Linked DNA regions of Homo sapiens: region 2 is linked to region 1. Evidence: chromatin contacts called from ENCODE Hi-C or POLR2A ChIA-PET data. All regions are on one chromosome and are shown on one strand. Each heading gives the region's core, a stretch centred on a gene start or an enhancer-like site at or near the end of the contact. The rest is flanking DNA. Distances are from core to core; before and after follow the strand shown.

Region 1 (5,148 bases), core at 1,782-4,281:
TGGGTGTATGTGAGTATAAGCAGATCAGGGTGGCTCGTGCATGGTGCTGGTGCCGGTGCTGGGATGGGAGGTTCTGGGACCAGTTGTCAAGGGTCTTGAATGCCACAGAAAGGATTTTTCCCCCAGGATGCCATGGGCTCCAGGGGCAGGGTGAGAGTGGGGAAAAGCGTCCTGAGAAGTAAGGGGTATGATGAGAGCTGTAATTTCCAAAGCGTGGGGAGGATGGACAGGAGGCTGGTGAGGAGTATGAAAGAAAGATTTTTGAGGAGGATACAGGCAAAAGATCTGATTTCTTCTTCCTTTGCTTTTCACGGCTGATAGGGATGTGTTTTTTTGTTTGTTTTTTGAGATGGAGTTTCGCCCTTGTTGCTGAGGCTGGAGTGCAATGGCACAATGTCGGCTCACCGCAACCTCCACCTCCTGGGTTCAAGCGATTCTTCTGCCTCAGCCTCCTGCGTAGCTGAGATTACAGGCATGTGCCACCTCGCCCGGCTAATTTTGTATTTTTAGTAGAGACGGGGGTTTCTCCATGTTGGTCAGGCTGGTCTCGAACTCCCGACCTCAGGTGATCTGCCCACCTCAGCTTCCCAAAGTGGCATGAGCCACAGCGCCCGGCGTGGATGTGTTTAAAGCAACCTGTGGCTATCTTGTTTTTGAGTAAATGGTATGATAAATTCCCTCAACTAAAGAAAGGTTTTGGTTCACCTGTTCAACACTGTACTTGCCCACATCACAGAAAAATCAGATCATCATTTGTTGCCTCTTATTCATTCATTCATTTATTGATTTTTGAGTGGCAACCCTGGGGTGAACACTATTCTACAAGTTAGCCCTGTCCTCAAGGAGCAAAGCAAAATTACTGCCCCCAGTGAAGAAGAGGAAAGATCAAAGTTTCATGTCACAATGAAAGTGTCCTACAGTGAGTAAGTCCCCATATCCCTGGGCACTGTGCATGCTCGGATGCTGAAGTTGATGAGAACTGGGCTGGTCTTTCCCACACTGGCATTCAAAGGTCCTCTCCAGTGTGAATTTCCTGATGAACTCGAAGGTGAGAATTCCATCTCAAGGCTTTCCCACACTCTACATACTAGTGTTTCTCACCAGCGTGAACATGAATGCAGAGGAATCTCCCACCTCCACCTGAAGGCATGAAGCTCTCCCAGGTCCTTCCCACATTCAGGGCACTCCTGGGATTCCCCTGCCTTCAGAGTCAGTGGAATGGAACCTAGATTTATAGTGCCTACTCTAACTAAATCCCTCCGCACCCCCATCCACATTCCAGCTTGGAGAATGCGCGACATACCCAGCTGACAAAGGGCATAGAAGCATTTGCTCTTTTCTTTCTACTTTTTCTATTTTTTTTTTTTTTTTCCTGAGACAGAGTCTCGCTGTGTCACCCAGGCTGGAGTGCAGTGGCGCAATCTCGGCTCACTGCAACCTCCACCTCCCAGGTTCAAGCAATTCTCCTGCCTCAGCCTCCCGAGTAGCTGGGATTACAGGCGCGTGCCACCATGCCCGGCCAATTTTTGTTCTTTTAGTAGAGACAGGGTTTTACCATGTTGACCAGGCTGGTCTCAAACTCCTGACCTCAGGCAATCCACCCGCCTCAGCCTCCGAAAGTGCTGGGATTACAGGCGTGAGCCATCTCGCCTGGACCGCATTTGCTCCTTTCTTGATGATTCTCTGGATAATCTGCCAGAAAGCCTCCCAGACCTCTGCCCACTCCCAGCACATAACCACCGTCCCTCTTAGCCAAAGGCCTCAAATGATCAACTCCACTGTCTCTGACACTCATAACTTCCATACTTCTCTTTTTCTTAATTTTTTTTTTTTTTTTTTTTTGAGACGGAGTCTCACTCTGTCACCCAGGCTGGAGTGCAGTGGGGCATTCTCAGCTCACTGCAACCTCTGCCTCCCAGGTTCAAGCGATTCTTCTGCCTTGGCCTCCCGAGTAGCTGGGACTACAGGCGCCTGGCACCACGCCGGGCTAATTTTTTTGTATTTTTAGTACACACAGGGTTTCACCAGGTTGGCCAGGCTGGTCTCAAACTCCTGACCTCGTGATCCACCCGCCTCAGCCTCCCAAAGTCCTGGGATTACAGGCGTGAGCCACCGCGCCCAGCCCTTGGTTTTTTTTTTTTTTTTTTTTTTTTTTTTTTTGAGACGGAGTCTGGCTCTGTCGCCCAGGCTGGAGTGCAATGGCGCGATCTCGGCTCACTGCAACATCTGCCTCCCGGGTTCAAGTGATTCTCTTGCCTCAGCCTCCCGAGTAGCTGGGATTACAGGTATACGCCACCACGCCCAGCTAATTTTTGTATTTTTAGTAGAGACGGGGTTTCACCATGTTGGCCAGGCTGGTCTCGAACTCCTGACCTCAAGTGATCCACCCGCCTAGGCCTCCCAAAGTGCTGGGATTACAGGCGTGAGCCACGGCGCCCGGCCCTCCATACCTATCTTCTTAGCCCCTCTGACAGTCTTAGACGACAGTGACTTCTTTCTAAAGCCAACCCTGCCTTTCGTGTTTTGAGTCTATGCTTCCCGACTGCAAATAAGTTTAATTGTAATAATTAGATATTAAATAGTTATATTAGGCCTGGTTTGGTGTCCAGAAGAGCCTGGGCCGTGGAAGGGACTCCGTAAATATCCGTGAGATGTGAAACGTCCTCACAAACTGCAAATCCCAGCAGGCGGAGAGACAAAAGTACAGGCCCATTGATTTGCCCCCAACTGCCACCCCGACCCCACCCCGCACACGCACGCGGGAGCCTCCGCGGACGCCCCAGAGCCCGCCCGGTGCGGTGGGGGGGCGGGGTTCCTCGGCCCTCAGCGTCCGACCCCACTGGTCCCCGGCAGAAAGACCCGCCGGATGGCAGCTAATCCGCGCATGGCGCGCCGCCCTCAGCCCTCGAGCCCAACCCCCGGCTGCCGAGGTCCTGCGCTAACGAGGGGTCCTCCCGGAGTCCTAGAGAGGCCTCGCGACAGACACGCTTCCGCCTGCGCCGCCGGGGCTCTTACCTCTCGGATACCGGGCTGGCTGGCCTCTAGCGCATTTGGGGACTTTTTGGAGACGACAAGTACCAACAGAGTTGGGTCCACCAGAAGACACCTGCCTGTGAAGAGTACATGGTGTTCTTGTCCGCGGTACTGCAGGAGAGTGGAGTGGCCGTGGATTCCCAGGACTAGGAGACAAGGACATGGGAAGGACGCCTGGGGGATTGGAAAGGGGCCCGAGCTCGGGTACCGGGGCTCCTGAAATGGGCTTCCGCTGTCCGCTCGGTCACTGCCCTCAAGCCACCTTCCTCCTTCCCTTATGTGCATCGTGCTGGCTCAGCGCTTCGAGGAGAGGGACAGGTGGGCGCCACGCTGCATGGCCGCCCTGCGTTTGGGACCCTTTCCTGCTCCGCAGCGCTGACGCCGCTGGACTGTTCAGGCGCCCGCTAGTGTCGGCGCTTACCCGCCGCGCCCAGCGCAGGTGCTTCACGTCGCAGGCGGCCAGCGAGTGGTTGACGACTGTGTCCACCTGCGCTGCTGAGGCTGCTCCCTTCCTCATGTGATCGCCAGAATCGTCCCCGCTCCTTCCCACTGGGCTTTTACTGAGGTCCAGCTGACCTCCATTTGCAGGGGTTCACCCAGGCAGGTCTTTTTGACATAGCTTCATTCCAAAAGCTGAGGGGTGCGGTGAAGAGGAAATTATTGGGGAAGTGACTCGGTCTTTTTTTTTTTTTTAAGTTAAATGTTTGATTTGGGGAACAGGGTTCAGAGGATGAGTTTCAGGAAGTCCATAAATTATCTGAAACTGCATGTACATTTTTCCGGGCAGAGCTTTCCTGGTTCTCAAAGAAGATTCATGACTTAACAGCATTAAGAACCTGGCATCCGCCAGGAGTCAGAACACTTGTAAAAATTTAATGGTAAACAATCAGCAGCACCCGCCGCCACCCTGAAATTTCAGTAATAAGGTGATTTTTTGTTAAAGGCCATACAAATGGTCCGGAATATTTTAAGTTGCTAATCATGAAGAAAAACGTGTATACCAACACACGCACAATAGATAACACTTGTCCTGTTATTTAAGATGAAGGATCTCACCAAGCAAAGCAGATCAAGGACACAGAATGTACACTGTATGCAAAACCAGAAGCTAACAAGCATGTGGGGGTATTTAGGTAAGGTGAAACTTACAAGGTGGGGATGAAACTGGTAAACAAAGTCCTTATTAAATCCATAGTGAAACATAATGCAATTTGGAATAAACATGACAAAGGCATTGTATCAATAAAATAGTAAAGAAATATTTTATTTACCTAAGGTGTTAGTATACCATTAAAATTAGGGAAGGAAGAAAATTTTGTACATGGGCATAGCTTCAAAAATTCTGAAGGGTATTTCTGGGTATTTAGATAGGACTTTTAAGATTGAGGCCTGTGCGGTTTTTTAATGGGTCTAAAATTAAGACAATTCATGTCCTTTCCTTGATAGTATTTGCACAAATCATCATTACCAGTCACGACTGTGGTCAGATGCTGACTCCCAAGTAAGTCGAAGAGGGAGGCAAACAGAAGGAAAAGAGAAATCTTCCTGAGATATCTGGGTAAGACATGAAGAGGACAGAGAATTGAGGTTAAGGATTTGCGTATATGTACCTAATAAGATACAAGTGATTTCATTCACCAGAAATCTGGGGCGGGGCGGGGAATATGTATCTATATATGGTAGACTTTTCTGGGAATGAGACGTGAGACCTCCCCCTTAAGAACATGGTCAGGTACAACAGGTCACTAAATTGCCTCCTAATGTTCAAATGAATGAATGGTGAACTAGAGGAAGTTTTGCTGAGCAGGAATGGGTTTAAGAGGGTAATTGAGCTAGGGCCAGGGGAGGCGAGGTGATGGATTGGATATCTAGTAGGCAAAAAGAAGTTGAGGTGACTGAGCCTTGAGAGGGGAGGACAAGAGGAAAACCTTCATTGGTTTGGCCAGTAAGGTACTTCTGAGAACAAAATGTCTAATAGGATGCACAATGTGAACTCTTCTCCTTTGCTTACACACTATCTTCAGTGAAGTCCATATTGCTCAGGGGTGTTTGTGTGCATAGATTGTTTAGGAGAAGCTTGAAGGGGTGCCAAATTCTCTGTCAGGGCTGACAAGA
Region 2 (4,898 bases), core at 1,452-3,951, 94 kb before region 1:
ATGGATTCATTATGTAATTTATTCATTCTACAAATATGTATGGAGTGCTGGCTCTGTGCCGGGCACTGGTGATACAGTGAATGTTGAGGAAAACCCAAGGCACTCTCAGGGAACCTGAAGTCATGTGGAGCTCTTTTATGTCATGCATGTTATCCCTTTTCCTATCATGCATGTTACAAATATTTTCCCTTTTAATACTTTCACGATCTACACCACTTCTTTTTTCTTTTTTCTTTTCTTTTTTTTTGAGAAGAGTCTCGCTCTGTCACCCAGGGTGGAGTGCAGTGGCGCGATCTTGGCTCACTGCAACCTCCGCTTCTCCAATTCAAGCGATTCTCCTGCCTCAGACTCCCAGGTGGCTGAGACTACAAGCACGCACCACGACATCCAGATAATTTTATTTTTTTTTTGAGACGGAGTCTTGCTCTATCGCCCAGGCTGGAGTGCAGTGGCAAAATCTTGGCTTACTTAAGCTCTGCCTCCTGGGTTCACGCCACTCTCCCGCCTCAGCCTCCCTAGTAGCTGGGACTACAGGCTCATGCTGCCATGCGCGGCTAATTTTTTTTTATTTTTTTTATTTTTTAGTACAGACGGAGTTTCACCATGTTGGCCAGGCTGGTCTTGAACTCCTAACCTCAAGTGATCCACTCGCCTCAGCCTCCCAAAGTGCTAGGATTACAGGCATGAACCACCTCGCCCAGCCTGTACGATTTTTTTTAAACCCATTTATTTTATTTTATTTATTTGTTATACTTTAAGTTATAGGGTACATGTGCACAACGTGCAGGTTTGTTACATAGGTATACATGTGCCATGTTGGTTTGCTGCACCCATCAACTCGTCATTTACATTAGGTATTTCTCCTAATGCTATCCCTCCCCCAGCCCCCCACCCCCCACCAGCCCTGGTATGTGATGTTCCCCACCCTCTATCCATGTGTTCTCATTGTTCAACTCCCACTTATGAGTTCTAACTCATTTTTGCCTCCCAGAGGATCCCGGTGTCTTAGCTGTGGATCTCTCAATACTTGCAGGTCACAGGGCCACAGAGGCTGGGCCTCTAGGAGCAGAGGACACGGAACAGTCTATTTTTTTTTTTATTTTTTTGAGACAGTGTCTTGCTCTGTTGCCCAGGCTGGAGTGAAGTGGTTCCATCTCGGCTCACTGCAACCTCCACCTCCCGGGTTCAAGCTATTTTCCTGCCTCAGCCTCCCGAGTAGCTGGAACTACAGGCGCCTGCCATCATGCCAGTTAATTGTTTTGCATTTTTAGTAGAGACGGGGGTTTCACCATGCTGGCCAGGCTGGTCTTGAACTCCTGAGCTCAAGTGATGCGGCCTCCTAGGCCTCCCAAAGTGCTGGGATTACAGGTGTGAGCCACCGTGCCCTGCCTTAAAAACCCATTTCTAAATTCCAAAGAGTAACTTCTATTAGTGCACTCTTATTAAGAGAGGTAAAGCAAAAGGAACTATAAAAGCAACTATAATTGAAGTCTATTTGAGACATGGCTCAGTATTTCAATGAAAATGTAACACAGTCAATGAAATACTATCTCAAATGTAGTTGTGCAAATTAAGGAATAGTTGGTAGTAGCTGCATTTACAAATTCAAGAGTGAAACGTGCATAATTCGTGCAACCCAAAGTTTGGGACAGAGAGATATGAGAAGCCAAAGTGACTAGTGCACTGACAGTTTTGCTTCGGAAAGGCTTGGGGTTGGACATCTTACATCTTTACATACATATATAACCCTTACCACGATCCTACGCTACGCGAACCAACATCATCTCCATAGTAATAACTAATATGTATCTGGCCTTCGCCACATGCAAACTTCACATACATATGTCAGTGAGGTCGGTCCTATTATTTACCTCACTTTACAAATGAAGCAACGGAGGCGCGAAGAAGCTATTAATAGGTAACTTGTTCAAAGTCACATAGCCCCTAAGTGGTGGGGCAAGGATTCTGAGTGTCTGACTTTCTCACTTCGGAACTTACACTTTTAAACATTAAGCTGTCCTTGTTGGGATCTGTATCGCCTAGCCTTTGACCGGGCATTGCAAATAGAAGTCATCAATGAATGAGACCACAAATGCATGCAGGGAACAATAACAAAAGATGAAAACAGAACAGGCAGAACAGGAGTTCGAGACTAGCCTGGCCAACATGGCGAAACCCCGTCTCTACTAAAAATACAAAAATTAGCAGGGCGTGGTGGTGGGCGCCTGTAATCCCAACTACTGGGGAGGCCGAGGCAGGAGAATCGCTTGAACCTGGGAGATGGAGGCTGCAGTGAGCCGAGATCGCGCCATTGCACTCCGGCCTGGGCGAAAGAGCGAGACTCCATCTCAAAAACAAAACAAAAGGGCAGAACAAAAACGTAGTTACTTGAAGGGGTCACTCACCCCGGACCCGACCGTGCCACAGCCCCGACGCCACGCATGTCTAGGACCAGCTGAGGACGCGGCCTCTCGGCGGTAACCTTGGTAACCAGCCAGCGCGCCGCTGGCCCTCCGGAAGTCAGACTCCGCCGGGCTGAGCCGAGCTACGCCAGCGCCGACTGGCGTCGTGGAGGAGTCTGCGCAGAGGAGACACCTGATCCGGTGGGAGACGGCCAGGGGAGCGCGCGCGGATTGGCTGGAGCCGACGGGGGACGGCTGGGCGGGGCGCGGACTGGGGGACCGCAGTCCCGGGGAGCGCACCGGAAGTTCTCGCCTGGCCCAGGCGCGGGGTCCAAGATGGTGGCGCTAGGAGCCGCGACCCAGTGATAGCGGCCGTGGAGGGGCCCCCGACCGAGCGGGAGGTTGGGGGTAGCCTGGAGGTGAGACCCCGCTGCGTTCACAGAGCTGGCGGCCGCGGCGCCTGCGTCCACCGGCAAGCGAGGAGTGGAGCAGAGCTCATATGCCTATGGGGAGAGGCCTGGGGGACCGCAGGAGGATGTAGGCGCCGGGTGCGCATGACTGGGCCTTCTTGCTCTCGGTCGGCTTCTTGGTCTCGGCGTGCCCCATTCCCGGCCCTGTCCCGCTACTCTTGCCTGTTCCAGTTCCCTCCTGTGGGTACCGCTAACGGCATCTTCCCGAGGCCCAGAATCCACCGTCAGGCATAAATTGATTATTCCTCGCCCACATCTGTGCCAGGTATATTTGTATATGTAACCAAATCTGGTTTTTGCATCCCACGAGTGACCCCGCTGGGGAGGCTAGACTAAGCCACAGGAATGAACTGTATTGTTCATATATGTTCTACTACTCAGTCTAAAATATTAGGACTGTTAGAGTTCAAACAAGGGAGGGATTTAGGTGGGCTGGTCTCTTTGTAAGGGTCTACATTGCTTTTAGGAGCAGCTTCTATTGTGACCAAGCGAGTTACAGAGAAACGCCACACTTTGAGACAAATTAAAGAGTCCTTATTAGCCGGCAACCGAGAGGCAGCTAGCGCCCAAAATTTTCTCGGCCCTGAGGAAGGGGCTAGTTTTGTTTTTATACCGTGGTCTAAATAGGGGAGGGGGGATTTTAGCTGAAGCAATTTTTACAGAAGCAGAACTGGCAAAAAGTTGAAAAATTAATTGGTTACAAATGCAGTTACAAAATATAAACAGTTCCAATTGCACGGGCTTAAACTATCACAAAGAGATAAATGCAGGGGTTTTGCTTGCCATCCACCGAGCGCGTCCCCAGGAGCTGCTGGTGCAGCTTGCCTCAATATCTTATCAGTAGGTGCATTCCTGGACGTGCTTTGAGTCAGTTTACACTAGCTATGCCTTAAGGGAGGGAGGTGAAAGGGGGCTGCCAGTGGAGAAACTAAAATGGAGTCTGTCCGGCTCTCTCTCTGCTAGGAGAGAGTCACTCAGGTTAAAACAAAGTAGGGTATCACACTTCAAAAGTCATTTCTTTTGGGAAGCCTTCCCGGATTGCCACCGCAGCGCTTTTAGCATCTAATTCATAGGCTCTTACTACCTTGTTTCATGTGTGAGTCTTCCTCTAGGCATAGATTCTTTGTTTAGCTTCACCTAATGCGTGCCCATGAATGTGAATTAAAAAGGATTGACATAGTTAAAAGATACTAAGAACTGGGCATGAAATAGTGGCATTTCTTAAGTTAAAAAATAGTGGCCCCTAGGCCAGCTTTGAGTGTAGACACATTTTCTTGGCTCATGCTGTTTGTTTTTATTTGAATTAATGGCCAACTTCCTTTTTTTTCTTAAGACAGAGTCTCGCTCTGTCAACAGACTAGAGTGCAGTGGTGCGATCTCGGCTCACTGCAACCTCCGCCTCCCAGGTTCAAGCGATTCTCCTGCCTCAGCCTTCCGAGTAGCTGGGACTACAGGCATGTGCCACCACGCCCAGCTAATTTTGTATTTTTAGTAGACACAGGATTTCTCTCCATGTTGGTCAGGCTGGTCTCGAACTCCCAACCTCTGGTACTCTGCCTGCCTCAGCCTCCCAAAGTGCTGGAATTACAGGTGTGAGCCACTGCGCCCGGCCTGTGTTTGCTCTTTTCTTTAGGAACACTAATTATATGTATTTGATTATCTTTCTTTAGTTACTGGTTTTCTCTGTAATCACATTTGTATTCATTTCATTTTTTATTATTTCTCCAGGCCTCATTGTGACCTTGTAGTGATTATTTTTGTTGTTCCTTATGTGAATTTCATCTACATAATGCTTTTTATTTGCCCTTCCATTTCTTTCCTCAGCATTGTCAAATCACTTCTCACTACTTTTTATTGTTTTCTAATCTAATTTGTTTTTGGCCAGGCATGGTGGCTCATGTCTGTAATCTCAGCACTTTGGGAGGCTGAAGAATCCCTTGAGGCCAGGAGTTTGAGACCTGCCTGGGCAACATAGCAAGACCTTTTCTCTACAAAAAAATTATTTAAACTAGCTGGGTATGGTGGT

What was found. Hi-C counts contacts between places; a loop is a spot of excess contacts on that map. ChIA-PET counts read pairs that join two places held with the same protein, here RNA polymerase II (POLR2A). Pooled maps may share reads with other maps.
Region 2: a loop to region 1 is called in a map of B cell, with 5 times the contacts of the local background. The contact joins the promoter of ZNF594 here to the enhancer-like site in region 1. A Hi-C loop is called at or near these places in 16 of 168 maps with a recorded cell type or tissue (B cell, CD4-positive, alpha-beta T cell, CD8-positive, alpha-beta T cell and 11 more), 17 of 37 single-sample maps with no recorded cell type and 24 of 50 pooled maps. POLR2A ChIA-PET finds 5 or more read pairs at or near these places in 9 of 52 experiments (B cell, CD4-positive, alpha-beta T cell, HEK293 and 5 more).

What each region holds. Positions count from the first base shown.
Region 1 is chr17:5,095,499-5,100,646 of GRCh38, reverse strand. It overlaps ZFP3 (ZFP3 zinc finger protein), which reads right to left. Exons shown (of 2, transcript NM_153018.3): 2 at 4,273-5,148. Among named protein-coding and RNA genes, the nearest start is that of ZNF232, 14 kb to the left of the region's middle. Within about 2 kb of position 3,031, at least 14 of the 41 ENCODE cell types and tissues checked have a DNase peak (open chromatin) inside an H3K27ac peak, as active enhancers do; they include B cell, body of pancreas, heart right ventricle and 1 more, where a contact is called at or near this core.
Region 2 is chr17:5,189,671-5,194,568 of GRCh38, reverse strand. ZNF594 (zinc finger protein 594) reads left to right here and starts at 2,701. Exons shown (of 2, transcript NM_032530.2): 1 at 2,701-2,821. It overlaps ZNF594-DT (ZNF594 divergent transcript), which reads right to left and starts at 2,562. Exons shown (of 6, transcript NR_152840.1): 1 at 2,406-2,562. RefSeq lists a silencer at 2,567-2,766.